2 separate regions of the Homo sapiens genome follow, and region 1 is linked to region 2. Evidence: chromatin loops called from intact Hi-C (ENCODE). Cell type or tissue: ovary. All regions are shown on one strand. Each heading gives the region's core, and the rest is flanking DNA. Links, peaks and the distances in the headings are about the cores only.

Region 1 (8,765 bases), core at 2,256-4,755, 110 kb after region 2:
CCAGCAGACACAGCGGAGCAAGGAGGAAGCCACACCTGTTGGATCCCAAAGCTTCTGCTGAGGGGAGGAGGGAGAGTGAATGAGCCACTGGGGGCCTCCGTGGCAATCGGGCTCACAAAGCCATGTGTGGGCTGGATGTGGCTCCCCAGCCCCGTAGACACCACCCCAGGTGCTCCTCACAGGTGATGGGGTGTGTTGTCTATGGGGCTCTTGTGCCCTCTGGGGGCCTCTGGGGAGCTGCTACTGGGCTGGGCCCTCTCGGTCCCTGAGCCTAGACCAGGTGAGTTACTAGCAGGGACAGGAGGAGAAATGGGAAAGCTAGGCAAGAGGTCACTCATCTGTGGGCTGAGTGCAGAATGGGAGGGAAGAAAGCATCCTTTCTGGAAAAATCAATGGGCAGATGATACCGCCCAAGTCACTACCTACATGGAAACCTTCCAAGAAAACCAAAGCAACAAGAGAATCACAGCCCCTTAGAGCAGTGGCGGGCCTGAGAGGTGAACAGACCCAAGTCCGCCTCACACAGCTAGGGAAATCGAAGTCCAGGATGGTGGTCACAACTCGCTCAAGGCCCCACGGTGTGTAGGTGACTCCGCCACGTATGAGGGGCGTCCAGCCCCAGGCAGCTCATTTACAGTGGTGGGTGGGCCTTTGTGGTCTCCATGCCTCACACTCCAGCCATCCACTTCCCTCTGTTCTTGCCTTTGCTAAGCAAGGGGACTGGTTTAGCTTCACCCAGAAACTACCAAATCTCTGGGGCTTTTCCCTGCACACTTTTAGTTTCTAGGCTGCCCTGGCCCCTGCTCTGCCCCTACATGTGGCTCAGGGTGGGGAGAGACTATTAAGCTAATACATAGTTAGGCAACTAGAACACAGCCTGCAAATCTCGCAGTCAGTGCTCCTCAGTCTTGGCTATTATTACCAGACACGATGACCATCTCCATTTTACAACTAGGGAAACTGAGGCTCAGATGGATTGAGTGATTAGACCCCAGACACTAGGTGCTAGAGCCTTTGCTCTCTGGAGTTATCTTTTTTTAAGCTAACAATTATTCAGTGCCCCCTGGGAGCCAGGCTCTGGCTGACTGCTTTGTGAGAATGATCTCATGTAATCCTCACCTCAGCCCTGTGATGTAGGTATTATTATTACCCAAGAACACAAAGACTCACAGAGGGCAGGTAACTTCCTTGAAGCCACACAGCTAGGAAATGGGAGAGCCAGGATTGAACCCAGGCAGTCTGGCCTCAGGACGTTGGCCACCCCTCTGTGCTGCCATCTCCGTTGGGGATAGGTCTGGGGGACTAGCCACCCCAGTCTCCCACAGGAGCCTCCAGTCATCTCGGGGTCCCAGGCTGGAGGAGCTGCTCCTGAACCCTTCACCCCTTGATCGGCATCCAAACTGCTTCCCGCCAATTTGGTTCCAGCTCAGAATGTGGCCTGGGCTGGTCCTGAGACTCCAAATTAAAAGAAGACCCAAGCTGGTCTTTAAATTCAAATCTGAGGCCATCTGGGAATCCCAGCACAAGGCAGCCTGAGAGAGGCTGGCTTGGGAGCAGCTAGAACAAGCCAGCTTTGCAAGATCCTGAAAACGGGTCCAAAGAAGGCGAGTTTGCAATGACTGCGGTGTCCATGTGGCACCGCCCAGTCTGTCATCAGGTCAGGTTCTCCCTTCCTCCACAAGTGGCTCCCCCAGCCAGTGAAACAAGGGCCCCACTTCCACTGTCGCCGCCTCTCCCCACTCTTCCCTTCCAACGGCTTCAGCCACAGAGTGCAACCCGCCTCTTACACCTTGGATGCGCTGTTCTTGCACTTCCCTCTGATGGTACACCCTCTCCTGCCTTAGCACGGCAAACTCCTACTCACTCTTCAAGGCCTTCAAATGCCACCTCCTCTGTGAAGCCTCTCTTGATTTCCCTGTCAGACCTCACAGGGGTACTCAGGGAAAAGATTTCTGTGGGGAAAAAACCCCTTGGGGTGAGTTTGCCCAAAGGAAGTGAGCCCATCACACCGTCTAGGACATGGGGAGAGGGCAGCTGTTCCATCCTGGTGGTCCCACTTCCTGGGGGGTCTGAGTCTGGGTGTGTTCCTCTGAGCTCTAGGAACAGGGCTCCTCTATGCCCAGCTCTGGGCAGGTGCCAGGAGTGCAGAGGGGAGGCCTTAAGTGTCCCTGTAACCAAGGATGGTCACCCAGGCTCTGCACCCAAAGGCCTAACAGGGAGACAGACCCACGTCTGTGTGGTCAGGACTGTGAGAGGGCAAAGAAGGTGGGCCAGGCACAGGACCCAAGTCCACCTGAGAGAAGGACAGGGAAGGCTTCCTGGAGGAAGTGAATTGAGACCAGAAGACTTGACCAGAAAAGAGGAGGTGGTGACGTCAGGTTAGGGACCAGCTCCAGGGGAAGGGAGACTGGAAGGAGAGCCACAGCCTTCCCCTGACCTTCTGCCTGTAGATGGTTCCTGCCCTGGCTTCTCAGCTTAGAACTCACAGTCTCTGCTAGGGCCTGAGCTACGGCCTGGCCCTGGTAAAACTCACTCCACCATGCCCTCTCTGGAGGCCTGCTGTAAACACACTGACCACCTGCGCCCATGTCACTGCACCTGCCTGAGCCCTGTGGCAGCCCAGAGACTTGTACCATGGCCGCTTCCTGGCCCAGGGCAGGCTCAAGCTCCCTTGCCCTCATGGGCCCGTCAGAGGAGTCAAGGTCCAGGAGGCTGTGCTAACAGCCCCTGGCTGCAGAGCTGTTTGCCAACCTCCAGGCCAGCCAGGCCAGCACTGTAGCCGGGGGAGCGCCCAGCCCTGGCCTTCGTTCTGCAAAGCCCCATCCCAGCCTCGGTCCCAGGTTCTCGGTCTCTGGTCACGCTTGGGAAGCAGCTGCGGGCAGAAGTAGCCTTCAGAGACCTCAGGCTGCCCAGGCTAAGAGAATGATGGAACGGTGACCCTGGCTGGGGGCAGAGACCTGGGAGGGAGGCCGGAGAGCTGGGACAGCGCCTGGGGGTTGGGAGAGCTGCCCAGGCCTCCTCCGGGGTGAGCTGAGGAGGGGCTGCCATGCCTGGGAGGAGGGGGCCGGCTCCTCCTGCCTCGCCGGCCTGTCTGTCTCCAGCTCTTCACTGTAAAATAAATGCAAGAAGCACACGCCAGATAGAAAAAAAGGGAGGGCCAAATAAAGCCCCACGCCGCCCAGCACGGGCTCCCTCCGTGGGTCTGGGCCAGGGCCTCGGCCTGGGTTACTTGCTGCTCCTTTTCCCGGGAAACCACTGGTGCCAAATTTGCATTTACCACAAACAGAGACAACACAATGTCATAATCCTTCTCCTGTCATTCTCCGCTCTCTTCCTCCTCCCACCTCAGACACACACACGCTAACACAAAATGACGGCTCCCTCGACAGCCTGAATGAGCAAAGCCCTCGATCTGCCTCTTCATTGTTGGCGTTTCTCTCGGCCCTCGCTCCGTGCCCATCGCCCAACTCGCAGCAGACCACCCACTGCCCCTCCTTTGTCCCGCATCACCACTGACAAATGGCCTGCTGGAGGTGGAAGAACATGCCTGGAAATAGTGGAGGGGGGGAGAGGGAGCAGCCAGCCCCAACCCCCCGCCGCTCTGCACCCTCACACCCGGGCTGGCTGCGCACGGCGGCTGGATCTGGACCGGAGGGGACGGGGGCGCGGCTGGATCTGGACCGGAGGGGACGGGGGCGGGCACTCGGCCCCTGGGACTGTGACCCGGGGCCCTGCCCTTCACGCCCCTGCTGCTGCCGCGCTCCCCGAGCAGCCCCCTCGGGCCCCTCCTCTCCCGGCCACCCTCCTGGGCACTGCTCTGAACATCCCCCGCCTCCCCGCCCTCCATCGCTCTTTATGGCAGTTTCAAAGCTACAGCCGCCACTCGAGCAGCTGCGGCCTTTGATGGGGACAAGGCAGTAAAGGCCGCCCGGGAGGCCCCTGCCCAGCCCTGCCCTGGCCCGGCGCGGCCCCTGCCCGCCCCCGGGGAGCCTCGGGCCAGGGCAGCGCGGCGCGGCGGAGCACCCGGCGGGCACGCCTCGCACGCCAGAGCAAACTTTCACGACCGCGGGAGAGGCACCGCGCACACCGTTACCTTTGCAGCCGCATCCTTCCCTGGCCCTTGCCCCAGACCCCTTGCCAGCCCGGCGACCACGGGGGAGGAAAACAACTCCTGAGCCGAGGCGGGGGAGGAGGGGAAAGGGAAAAAAGGAGAAGGAAAAGGAAAGGGGGGCAGTTTCTCGGCTCTCAGCCTCCTCGCGGCTCCTCCTGCCCAAGCCGGCAAGTGAAGTCACAGGGCCGGGGCGGTGACATCAGCTGAGCCTCTGACATCACGGCCCCTGCCGATCTCACCTCTGCAGGGTGGAGATGGAGGAGCAGCGGGGAGGAGGGATGGATGGATGGAGGAGGGAGGGGAGCACCCGATCCCCCCTCGCCTTCAACTGCGGAGAGCGCGTGCCAGCGTGGAGGGGGGCAGGGGAGGGGCGGGCTCATCTGAAGAGTATGTCTTATCTCTATAGATAGGGGCGATTATGTGTCTATTTATAATTGGCCCCAGAGTAAATGGCTTAAAAGGGGCCAACGCCCACCACAGGTGAGAATCGCAGCTCACTGCTGTGCTTGGAGACTGTGGGGTAAAGGCAAGTGTGACCGTTCATAGAGCACCTACTGTGTGCTGGGGATTTGCACCCAGCACCTTAGGTGGTCGTCACGAGGACCAGAGAGGGCTGCATTTTACCTGGCAAGGCTCAGAAAGGGAAGGGCATCTCTGAGGCTGCAGAGCAGGAAGGTGAGCTGGGATGTGAGGCCAGCAAAGTGGCCCAGAGCCTGAAGGGCTAGCTGGGCAGCTCCAGGGCTAAAGCCTTCATGGGCCACTGGAGTGAGCCCTGGCTGCCCCCTACAAAGGTGGGCTTGGAAAGGGCAGGGCATGGCAGTCCCGACCACCTTTTGTCCCAAGTCCCATCTCAGGGAGGCCACAGCAAGAGGAGGCCTGGCCTGGGGTCCTGGCTCTGTTTCTCTGTGTACAACAGCAGCGTCCGTTCCGAGGGGCTGAGCACCTACTACCTGCAAGCCCAGCACAGGCGCTTCACACCCCCTTCCTACCCCATGGCAATGCCTGAGAGGTAAGCACCAACGCCCCGTGTCAAGATGGGGAAACCAAGGCCCAGGAAGCATTGGGACACAACAGAGACCCAAGTGTCCAGTGCCTGGACTCTGGGCCGTGGCCAGATCCTTGACCTGAGCCGCCTACTCCGTAGCTGTTCAAGCCATCCTTGGCCTGGTGGGGACTTCCCTGTCCAGTGTTCCAGCCTCTGCCCTCCAGTGAGAGGCCATGCACTTCACTCGGCCATGCTCGCTTCAGCCTGAGGCCCCTGGCCCAGGGCCCCTCCAGGCCCTGCTCTGCCTACTCCACGGCAGGGCCCTTCCCCTCTTCCCTGGTGCCACGGGGCAGCTGGGCTGCTGACCACTGGCTGCCCCAAACTTGGCACACGCCTGCCACTGAGCTTCTGTGCCTGGCACCTGGTGAGGGCCTACTAAGCGCCAGGTCCTGGTTATCTCATTTCATCCTTCCCATATCTAGGATGTCAGGGTTACAGGCAAGGACACAAGGCAGCTCCCACCGACTATAAAGTACTTCCATTCCTCCTGGCCCTTCCCTAATCCTGGAGCTAGTATTCCCGCCTCGGTCCTTGGGACCCCCTCCGAGCAGCGCACCAGTCCCTGCCCCTACCAAGGGCTGCGTCTGCATTTAGGACCTAACATGGTACAGAATCCACAGGAGGCATTCCGCAGCCCTTCTAGATAAACTACTACTCAAAGACTGCAACTGGAAATGCCAGTGAAGAAACCTAGAACAAACGCCTTCATTCTGTGCTCTTTGGTTTTTATTTTTATTTTATTTTATTATTATTTTATTTTTTTTGTAGGGATAGGGTCTCACTATGTTGCCTAAGCTGGTCTCGAACTCATGGGCTCAAGTGATCCTCCCACCTCAGCCATCCAAAGTGCTAGGATTAAAGGTGTGAGCCACCGCACCCAGTTCTTTAAACAAACCATGCTCTCTCTTGCCTCTGGGCCTTTGCACATGCTGTTCTCTCTCCTCCCCCTACTCCCACCACTTCCTGCGTTACATGAGGGTCTCGACTTAGACCTCACTTCCTCTGAGAAGCCTGACCCCCAAGTCCAAGTCAAATGCCACTTTCTATGCTTTTCCCCCATAGCAGCTCATATGCCGTGTCCTGTAAGGCAGGAAGAAATGGTGGAAAGGGGTAGGGACTCTGAGGCTGACTGCTCAAGTTCAAATCCTGGCTCCCCAACTCACTCACTGGGTGACCTTAGACAAGCCACTGACCCCTCTGAGCCTGCCTCACCCTATGTGAAGCTGACAGCGTAACAGCAGTGTCCCTTCAGAGGGTCTCAGCACAGTGCAGACCCTCGAAAGACCTCAGAGAACTGTACCTGTCCCCTCCCAGTGGGGCTTTGAGATTGGCCAAGGACATGGGTCTGTCATCCTCTGCCCCTTGTCCTCTGATCCACACAGTGCATACTCAAGAAATACGCCCTGAGGAACCTAGGCAGGGTTGACTGGAACAGTGAATTGAAGAACTGCAATTCAGTTTGGCAGGCACCTACATCAGGCTGTCTGGTTTTAAATCCTGGCTCCACCACTTCCTTCCTGTGTGACTGTGTGACCTTGAGTAAGTTCCTTCTTAGAGCCACACATGCTCCACCTGTAAAATGGGGATAAGAATAGGACCTACCTTATAAGGTTGCTATAAGATTACATGAGATAAGAGATACAAAATGCTTACAATGGCCTTTCTAAGCAAGAGCCGATCCCAGTTAGCGGCCAGCAAGATTACTTTATCTGATCAGGGTAATCAGAGCAAGGTGTCCAGAGGACAGAACACAGTCTGAGAGAGATGTGCTGTGGCAGTGGGAAGAAAGTGCGCTTCAGGGGATCAGAGACTAGGCTCCAAATAAGCTTGCCAAGCCTCAGTTTCCTCCTTTGAAGCAGGGTAACACTCTTTATGTCACTGAGATTTTGCGTGGGTAATTTCAGACAAGGAGTACAAATGTGCCTCCTCGTACCAGGCCAGGCACTTCGTAGATAAGGAATAGATGTGGGTTCCCATCAGTCCCTTGAACCGTGGAGGACGTGTGCACAATTATTCAATAACTTCTCACAAACACCCTAACATGAGTGAGGTGGGATCCCAGGCCAGGAGCAAAAGATGCAGAGAAGGGCCTTGAAAGGAGTACAGCTGGGAGTCGGCATCAGGAAAGGCTTCCTGGAGGAGGAGGTATGTAAGCTGGATCAGGATGGCTGGGGGGAAGGGAGGAGGGGGCAAATGCATGGATAGGAGGGTATGGGCACCCAACCCCAGAAGCAAAAAAGCACATTTCCAAGGCGACAACTCCCAGGCACATTTGGGTAGAGAGGACATGTTGCCTCTATTTGGGAGCACAGGTTTTTGGGAGCATGGTGGCTGAGCTAGAGGGCTCAGGGAGCACCACGCCTTTGTTCTGGACACATTATTGTTGGGGATGAAGGCCAACAAAGAAACCAGAACGTCTGAGCTGGGAGGAATGCTGGAATCATCTAGTTCAACCATTTCACAGATGAGCAAACTGAGGCCCAGAGAACGGAACTGAGTTACCCAGTCACACCACTAACAAAGAGCAGAGCTAGAGTTCCACTCCAGGCTGTCCAGTTCTAGAGCCTAGGCTTTTAACCAACATACTCTACTGCATCTCATCATAGCACAGATCCATCCCATCACGTATGCATGCATTCATTCAAGCAGGGCTGTGTGAGCTCTTACTGTTCCCGGCACTGAGGAGTCAGCAGTGAAAGCACAGCCAAGCCCAAGGAGCCCCACCTGCCTGTCCCTGACCCCTGCCACCTTGCACTGTGCCCAGCTGTTTCAGAGCTCAGTTGATCCTCCTGAAAAGCCCGGTTTCAAATTTAGCTGCTCAAGACCACAGACCATTCTACTGCTGGAAAACCACAAACCAGCCCCCTTTCAAAGGCCGTTACATTGCTTGCATGGGAAAGGGGGAGTAAAGACAATTGGTCCAGCATCCATTTCTGGGCGTGGTGAGTTGCATGGAAGTCTAAAGCCTCACTAGCCAAAAAAAAAGAAAAGAAAAGAAAAAAAAGTCCTGCAAATCAGATTTGGAAATGTTCAACAGACAGGGAGTGAAGCAATTGAGCGAAAAAGTGCAATGGTTGAATTCCTTCACCAGAAGAGCTTTCGGCAAGTCCAGCACCCTGGGCAAAGAGGAGGCAGGCCAGTTGTATGTGCTGGGCACCCTACAGAAAGCCCTCTTGAGCTCCCAGGAGAACAGGACCTTTTCCTATTAAGAGATCAGAGTGCTGGCCTGGCGTGGTGGCTCACTCCTGTAATCCCAGCATTCTGGGAGGCCAACGTGGGTGAATTACTTGAGGCCAGGAGTTCAAGACCAGCCTGGCCAACACGGTAAAACCCCGTCTACTAAAAATACAAAAATTAGCCAGGCATGGCCAGGCGCGGTGGCTCACGCCTGTAATCCCAGAACGTTGGGAGGCCGAGGCAGGCAGATCACGAGGTCAGGAAATCGAGACCATCCTGGCCAACATAGTGAAACCCTGTCTCAACTAAAATACAAAAAATTAGCCAGGCATGGTGGCACATGCCTGTAGTCCCAGCTACTCGGGAGGCTGAAGCAGAAGAATCGCTTAAACCCAGGAGGTGGAGGCTGCAGTGAGCTGAGATCATGCTACT
Region 2 (8,765 bases), core at 2,220-4,719:
AGACAGTGGGCAACCACGGGCCTGCAGAAGGACTTTTCCCCTCCGCACTCCTGGCGAGGGTCAGGTACCAGATACCTCACAGGCTGGGAGGCAGGGGCGGCATCTTTTAACCCCAAGCCTTGGGTATTTTTTGCTATAAGAGACAGCTGCAGGGTCCAATCTGCTGCCTTGACCCCTCCAACTCCCAAGAGAAACCCACAGCTAGGCATGGCAGATCAACGGGCTGAGAGCCAGTGTGCTGTGCTGGCACTTAGAGACATTTCCCAATGGAATCTCAAAAGGTTGGCACTGCTATTCCTGTTTTTACAGAAGAAACCGAAGTACAGAGACATGGAGTAGTCTGATCTTAGTCACACAGCACCTATCATATCACTCTGTCAGAACATGGCGCACTAGGAGGCAGACACACACGCACATTCGCTGTCTGTTCCCTGCCTTGTCAGGGCACCCAATAATGGTGGCTCTCTGTCCCCAGCATGGGGCCCAAGATGAGTCCTCCTTTAGTCAGAGGTGTGATTCTATCCCCAGTCACCAGGGCTTCTACCACAAATGAAGGACGGTGACCACCCTCAATGTCACTGCTGAACTGGGAAACCAGGAAAAGCTATATGCCTTGTGGGAACAGCACATAAAAAACATTTCAGATGGACAGGACTGGATGCAGTGAGTCCATCCTCTCCCTCCAAGAGCTGAATGGAATGGTTCAACCTCAATGGACCTGAGACGACTCTCTTCAATGGGTGAGGCCACTTCATCACTGTGCTTCAACCCAGAAGGATGAAGCTCATTGTTCTGTTCAAGAGTTGGCCGGGCGCCGTGGCTCACGCCTGTAATCCCGGCACTTTGAGAGGTCAAGGCGGGAAGATCACTTGATGTCAGGAGTTCAAGGCCAGCCTGGGCAACATGGTGAAACCCCATCTCTACAAAAAATACAAAAATTAGCTGGGCGTGGTGGTGCACACCTGTAGTCCCAGCTACTCGGGAGGGCTGAGGCGGGAGAATCGCCTGAACCCCAGAGATGGAGGTTGCAGTGAGCCGAGATCGTGCCCCTGTACTCCAGCCTGGGCGACAAAGTGAGAATCCGTCTCCAAAAAAAAAAAAAAAAAGAGTCAAGGGCCCTGACAGCTAGGAAGGAAGGCCCAAGAATGACTAGAGAGGAACAGATGAACAAAATCCCCAGGAGATTTGTCCACCAGGCCCAGGGCCTGAACTTTCTTTTTCTCAAACACAGATGCAATTCCAGGACAAAAACAAAAAACACTTAAGCTCTTTCCTTAACCAGGTCTTCTAGGACACATTCCAGGAATACGCATCGTGGTCCCCTACAGAACTTGACTCTAACCATCTTGGCCTGTGCTGGCACAGGGGTGACAATGGGAAGGCACAGTGACACCCTCAGGAGCGTAGGGACATGCAGGAGGGCCAACAGAAACAGTCCTTTCAAAACCACGCAATGCAATGGCTGCCTTGTCCTAAGGGCTAATCCCAGGAAAAGGAGCAGGCAGTGCTGCCCAGCAGGTTCTGGAAAACCAGCAGCCACTCGCTGATGGTGGCAATGTACTCCAAGTCCAAGAGGCTTCATTTGCTCATCTGGTTCCTCTGACCCAGGAACACATGGAATGGCTTCCACCCACCTCCCCACTTTGCTCTGATCCCTTCACTGCCAGCCCTACTCCCCGGAAGAGGAAAGAGAAAGGCACCACACTCAACGCTCTATCAAGAAGGCACTCAGCAGCCCCCACTTGACTTCTCAAATGGCGTGGCAGCCGAGGGGCCTTCTCCGGAAATTAGTAGTGGTAACAAGGAGGAGGGCACGTTCCAGAAGGTGGTCAGGCACATGGTGGTGCCGGAAGGGACACGTCTAGCGTAGCTGTGTGAGTCAAACTCCTGAGGTCGACACAGAAGTCCTCCCATTTGAGAGAAATGACCCCTCAATGAATATTTCTGAGACAACTAGTCCTCCTGCCCCATCCTGTAGCAGCAAGTGCCACAAGGTACATTTTGGTTTTTCTTTTCTTTACAACCTATTTCCCTTCATGCCTCAGTGACGCAGGGAGGGTGAAGGAGCAGCATGGAGCTCAGAGGCCTGCAGCTTCTAGAGACCCCAAGTCCTATCATCCTGTTTTCACAGATGCCTGCCAAGAGGGCCGTGACCACAATAATCCCACACAAACTCACAGCAAGCACAACTCAATCACAAGAATTTTTTTTCTTTTTTTGAGACAGGGTCTCACTGTGGCCCAGGCTGGAATGTAGCGGCACGATCATGGCTCACTGCAGCCTCAACCTCCAGGTTTGATCAAGTGATCCTCCCAGCTCAGCCTCCTGAGTAGATGGGACTAAAGGCATGTACCACCACGCACGGCTAATTTTTTTTTTTTTTTTTAATGTAGACACAGGGTCTCACTGTTGCCCAGGCTGGTCTTGAACTCCTGGGCTTAGGCGATCCTTCTGCCTCAGCCTCCCAAAGTGCTGGCATTACAGGTATGAGCCACCATGCCCAGCCTCGAGATTTTTAAGAGTAAAATTAAATCAGATGCTAGAGTCTACTAAATCTTTGAGGATTTTTCTTTCCTTTGTACTTCTGCAAAAAGGAATCCTTCATAATACTGGAAAAAAAAGATTTCTAATAACAAAACCCAAGAGTTCTGTTGTTTTCAAAGGAAAACACACCATAAGCTTTACAGAAATGTAGTAAATTAAAAAGAAGAGACCTTTGACTGGAACCCTTTCTGAGACGGGGGAAAGAGCAGGGGCTACTGGCAAGAGATGCCCTGCCCAAGAAAGAGACCTAAAAGCCTGTTGTGTCCACTCACAAGGCCACCCCTGGCCAGCTGTGCCCTGAAGGGCTGCCTTCAGGAACAGTCACCCTGCACCCCATTGGCAGTGGACAGTTTAGAAGCCCCCACTCCTTTCCACAGATAATCTGGGGAGCTAAGTAACCAATGGAAGAACACTGCATCCACCTGGCGTTGTCATCCACAGGATGAAATGCTGGTGGCAGAGCATAGAGCGAGCAGGAGGGCAGAGGCAACGACGCCTGCTGGGAGCCGGGCAGGATGCAGGGAGCCCGGTGGCCCCGACTCACCTGTGCTTGCTGTCCTTTCCATTCCCACGAGCACACTGCCCCCCTCACCCCCGCTCCGACTGCTCTGTGCTGAGGCTGCCTTTCGCGGTCTTGTTCTGCAAGGGGGGGAGAGGGCACGGAAGGGGAGGCTGACACGGGCAAAACCAAGAGGAGACAGACAGGTGGGAGAGGACAGTGCAGAAATCAGGGAGGGCAAAGGGAGGACAGGAGTGGCACATGGAAAAGGAAAGAAAAGGCAGAGTCAGTCCTGACCGACAAACAGGAGACATTCAGACAGGGTTTTCTGAGGCAAAATGTGACCCTTAAAAAGGGGAGTTCTAAAAATAACATGCAAATTAAGTAAAAATAAAGAGAATATAAGATCCTGTGACCACTCCCCGCCCTTCCCCAGAAATAATTTTTAAAGAAAAGCATAAGCAAGCATCTTTCAGGAGCATTTTGAGGGCAGACCTCTCTGGACAACCTCCTTCTAGTACTTTCGGCCCTACTAGATTTAAGACTGCGAGTGACCAGTGACCACCAGGTGTCAGTGTGACCTCAGCCAGAGACACAGTGCAGCCCCTGCAGGAAACATCAGGTGGCAGTGGTCTCCGTTCTGATCCTTTCTTGGGGCTCCTTCTCCATATACACCCTCCCCACACACATATGTGGTATCCACAAACAGACCATTCACCCCTTACCTCCCACCCTTTCCTAAAGGAAGCGACCACGAGACCACCTCCTAAATAAACTGGGAAGTGGAGCCCGAGACAGCCCATCCACTGTGCATCAGGCTGCTTCTGCAGAAGCACAACCTGGAAGAGACTGAGCTTCCCCAGAGCCTTGTGGTCAGCTCGACTTCTAGTCTGGGAAGATGCCTTTGCACAGGCCTCAAGGCCTAGAACCAGACTTACCAAACGCCAACCTGTGAATTGGGGTTCTATTCACCTCAAGTGGAAATCAGTGGCTTGATCGAGTTAGATATTCTCACCTCTCTTAATGAACAGACAAACACCCCCTCTCCCAAAACACATTTCTCCTGGGATCCTCATAATACTCCGAGTGCTGGCCCCCATGCCACGGGTCTCCCTTCAGCATCATGCCCCTCCACCCTCCCAGGGCCAGGAGGGGACTAACAGCCGGAGGCACAGGTGGGGACAGGTGTGGGTGAGGCCCACCAACACCTGGTCTTCAGGTCTTTCAGGAGGAGCCACCCTCGATCCCATCCCTGCTGGTAGCTCTTGGGGCCTCTGACTCACCTTGTGCTTAGGGCACCTCACCGAGAAGTTCTCCTCATGTAGCAAACAATCTGGAAGACAGAAGGGGACAGTCAGATGGAGACTTCACAGCTGGACATAGGTGTGGTCATGCTGGCTGGGATTGACAGGGTCAGACATAAAGGTAGCAGGTCGCTACACTTACTTCTAATAGGAAAACATTAGAGACAACCCAAGTAAGCTATGATACCTTAACATGATGGATATCGGTCACTTAAAAATTAACATTTGAAAAGAGTTAATGGTATGGAAAACACCCATGAAACAAAACTGCTTGAAAAAACCAGGATGTACAAATGTATAAATGTGCTAATTTTATTAAAATGTTTCTACGCATTAAAAAAAGACTTGGGGCTGGGTACCATGGCTCACACCTGTAATCCCAGCACTTTGGGAGGCCGAGGCAGAAAGATCACTTGAATCCAAGAGTCAAGACCAGCTTGGGCAACACAGTGAGATCCTGTCACTATTAAAAAAAAAAAAAAAAATACTGAAAGGCTGGGTGTGATGGCACTTGCCTATAGTCCCAGCTACTTGGGAGGCTGAGGTGAGAAGACTGCTTGAGCCCAGGAGTTCAGACTGCAGTAAGCTACTATCACATCACTGCACTATAGCCTAGGCAAGCAAAACTGTCTTAAAAAAAAAAAAAACTACTTGGGAGGCTGAGGCAGGAGAATCACTTGAACCAGAGAGTCGGAGGTTGCAGTGAGCCGAGATCACACCACTGCACTCCAGCCTGGTGACAGAGCGAGACTCCGTCTCAAAAAAAAAAAAAAAAAAAAAAAAAAAAAGACTGAAAGGAAATCTATGAATATGTAACAATAATTCTCTTTGGGTAAGAAGATACAGCTGATTTAAATTTTATCTTTTCTATATTCCCACGATATCACCAATAAATGCTATTTTAAAAATCCTTGATTCTAGGCTAACCCCATTTCTCAGGCTCAAGCCAAAGCCTCCTTGTAAAAACACTTTAAAATCTAGACGCGTATTTTCTTCTCTGTACAGAGAATGCCCAGGTGTCTGAGACAGAAAGGTGGCCAGGCCCAAGAGCCCCACTGTCACCTTTGCCCCACGACCCACGGAGACACAGAAGCCTCCAACACAAATCACATAATCCACACTAAATGCTTCAGAGGAAGGTAAAATCCCATGAGGATGCTTTTAATCCTTGGAGGAAAAATGATTCATTCCAACTTGTAACATGATGACAGCATCCTGGATGGCAGCAAGGACACATCTGCCTCCAGGTGAGCTGAGCTCTCACACAAGGGTAGTGCATGGATCAGGGCAAGGAAATCTAATTAATGAGTTCACTCTGCACACCACAGCTCCTGGAGACCGACAGCCAGGTCACTGGTGCAAAACGCGGTGGCAGAATGTTAATAAATATTGATAACACATTCTCAGAGAGCTCCCAGGCACCATGGCAGGAGGCAGCCACGGTACTTATCCTTGTTAAATTTAAACTGAGATCCAGACTAGCAGCCTGTGCACCCACAGATTTCAAGTGCAATAGTAATAAGCAATGAACATACACATGAAAACTTTTCAGGTCCCGGTATCCTAAAACAAATCAAAAAGACCCTTTTATATTTGGCCAGACCTGGAACATCATAGCCTGTCTTTCGTTGGAGCCCATGAGTATCTAAGAGAGTGGGCGGCAGCCTTCTTGGCTCCGTGGGCCCAAGAGCTCAGCAACTTACTACTAACCTCCAAGCCCCTCCCCCAGCAAGCAACTAGCAAGGCAATAAATGAAATGTGTTAATTTAAAACCCACAAGTACATAGTGTGACCAAGACTCCCGCTGCTCCAATCTGCCAGAGAGTTTATAAACAGCAGGAGCCAGACAACTGGAGCTCAGGGGATATGCTCTCTTCTTACCTGGGCTCTGGCAGCAAGCACTATGCTGGCTTAGTCTCTAGTTTGGGCCAAACAGAAACAGTACAGCACACGTGGGGCTGGGCCACGCTTACGCCACAGGGGTTTATACCAGTGAGGACAGGGACCACACGAGCAGCAAAGGGTGCCATCAGAAAGGCGCAGGTGGCTCAGTTCCCTCACGGCCACAGAACAGTGACCAGCTGTGATGGACCATTAATAAAACACGCCTCATGTTAGGAAATGCGTTCCCTCTGAGTTAGAAGCAGAAAAGAGTAAGACACTATGAATGCACGCTAACGACAACTTGAAACTAATGCCAGATACATCTGGAAATGAAGTCTCCTACAGCAATCTGCCTGAGGCAGTGTCCATCTCTGACAAGGCCTCCCATGCAGGAACACTGTGCAGACAATGCCCTCCTCTGTTCTCATACATGTCCACAGGCCGTCAGGAAGCACAATTCACGTTCCTGGCAGGGGCCAGAACCACAGCTAGAGAGCTCAGAAACCTGGAGGGCACAGGGGAGCTTCTCCTCTTACCAGTCCCTGCTGGGAGGGAAGAGTGAAGAGCAGTAGGTGTAGTAAAACCTCTTCTGAGGACTCTGAACAGGCAACTGCACCTACATGGCCAGCCAGTCAAGGTCTCTCAATCTGTGTTCTTCAAGGCCCAGGCACCATCCTACACTGTCCAGAGGGCGCAGTCAGCACTTCTGCATAGTGAAGTCAAAGTAAACAGCTTGCGAGATCATCATCCAAGCTCAAAAAGACCTACAAGGTGGCCTAGTCAACAAGATGGCTTGCAGACACAAACATCAACCCCCAGAAGAGAAGGCCACTTTCATTTCCCTCTTCAAGCTCAAAGGCAGAATGGATTTACTAAGCTCCTCATTATAAGCTCTGTGAAGCTTCAGATACCCACATGCATCCACATGCTCCCAGGCTGAGGATGGTGGGCTCAAGGAGGGAGGTAGGAAAAACAAGAAGGGTTTAATGTCCTTTGGATCTGTTGTGTAGCAGACACAGACTCCAATTCACCTACACTCTACCCCAGTACTACTGTTATTCCTTATGTTGGCACACTGCAGGGCTTGGGACACAGGGGCCTGCCAGCCCCACCCTGCCTTGCCGAAGGGTAGGCTCAGGCTCCTGGGCCATAAGGAGGGAAATATGGGGCTCTTGGCACTGGGACTGGCTCCTGTGAGGCAGACGGCTGTCCCCCGGGGAGGAGTCAGACTACTGGCATTTCCTAATGACCCATCCAGGGCTCTGATGGCACCAGCAAGATCAAAGTCTGCAGCAGAGATAGCAGCTTTAAAATGCTACTGCAACGAGAGCTGCAGAAAGTAGAATTCCCAGCTGTTTTTTCATGAGAGTAGAAGAAAAAAAAAAAACCCTCCACACAAGGTTCTTTACGCACAGTGGAATTATTAATGAGCTACCACAGCCTTTTTTTCTCGTCTTAATTGTTGTGGCTCATTGCATTAAATACATTAATTAAAAAAAAAAAAAAACAGAGCTCATGCTCTTATTACTGTAACCCCCCCCACCTGGAGCCAAATCCTGTGCCTATGACATAACAAGCAACACAAAACAGCTGACCATGATGTCAGAAATGCAGGGTCAACATCAGGTGGGGGGGAAGGTGGCAGGAGTCACAGATCATGAAACAAAGATTCTGTTTCTATGGAGATGTCCCAGTAATAAAAGTCTTCCCTGAGACATCAACAGCTCTTTAAAGATCTGGGTGGGTTGACAGCAAGGCAGAGATGAAAATGTTAAACTGCTCTTTACTCCATAAGGGAGGTTAGGGATTCTCAAACCAAGGACTTATTTTTGTTATGATTAGAAAGAAAAGTCCATCAATAAACTTGTTTCCTGGATACAAAGTTACATCATACACAGAGAGCAATTTCCAAGAAGACTGTGTGGAATAATACAAGCGTCCATCCCCACAGAGCAGTGCAGGCCTCTGGGTCACTGTGACTTGGGTCATCAAAAAGACCGCAATGACCAAGACATGGTCATCTTGTGAAACTGCCTCTGGGTCCCAGGTCTCCACATGAAGGAGCAAAGTGCACAGCAGCAGAGGCAGCAAAGCCAGAGGCCGACAGCCCTACCCTCACTCCTCCCAACCCAGACCCCTCTGTCTTGCTGGACACGCGGCCACCAACTTCTGTTAAATAGAGATGCTACCAGCTTAACTAGGCAGGCTACCAAGATGGGCCCCAAAACAGAAAATGACAGACACCATTTACTCACAAGTCCTCAGCTAATAATGAGGGTCCTGCGCTTCTCTGCTGGTGGGCTGGGGTGACAACCTGGGCACAAGCTTCCACTAGAGGAGAGGATGTTCCAGTGCTCTATGGCCCCTTCCAAAAAATCCCAACCATATTGCCTGAACTTGGGTTGAGGAGGGTAGCTCTAAGCCTGTGCTGTTCAGCCACTAGCCATACATGGCCACTTAAGTTTACATTAAAAAAAAAAATTCATTTCCTCAGTCCCACTAGCACTCAATGATCACATCTGGTTTGTGGTTAC

Evidence for each region. Hi-C counts contacts between places; a loop is a spot of excess contacts. Peaks named below come from ENCODE experiments on the same cell type or tissue, not always from the same donor. Only the 100,000 strongest peaks of a DNase experiment are listed, where the experiment ranks them.
Region 1: a loop joins it to region 2, with 2.0 times the contacts of the local background. A loop is called at or near these places in 8 of 110 quality-filtered maps.

The regions. Positions count from the first base shown.
Region 1 is chr22:42,279,734-42,288,498 of GRCh38, forward strand. It overlaps a transcript of TCF20 not described here. Among named protein-coding and RNA genes, the nearest start is that of TCF20, 13 kb to the left of the region's middle. RefSeq lists enhancers at 2,485-3,335, 3,336-4,185. In ovary, for the core only: no CTCF peak of the experiment used is centred there; DNase peaks (open chromatin) are centred at 2,688, 3,748 and 4,278; H3K4me3 peaks cover 975 bases.
Region 2 is chr22:42,165,521-42,174,285 of GRCh38, forward strand. TCF20 (transcription factor 20) reads right to left here. Exons shown (of 6, transcript NM_001378418.1): 4 at 4,327-4,376; 5 at 3,089-3,216. The coding sequence ends at 3,133. Among named protein-coding and RNA genes, the nearest start is that of CYP2D6, 39 kb to the left of the region's middle. In ovary, for the core only: a CTCF peak has its summit at 3,647 (motif pointing right); a DNase peak (open chromatin) is centred at 3,621.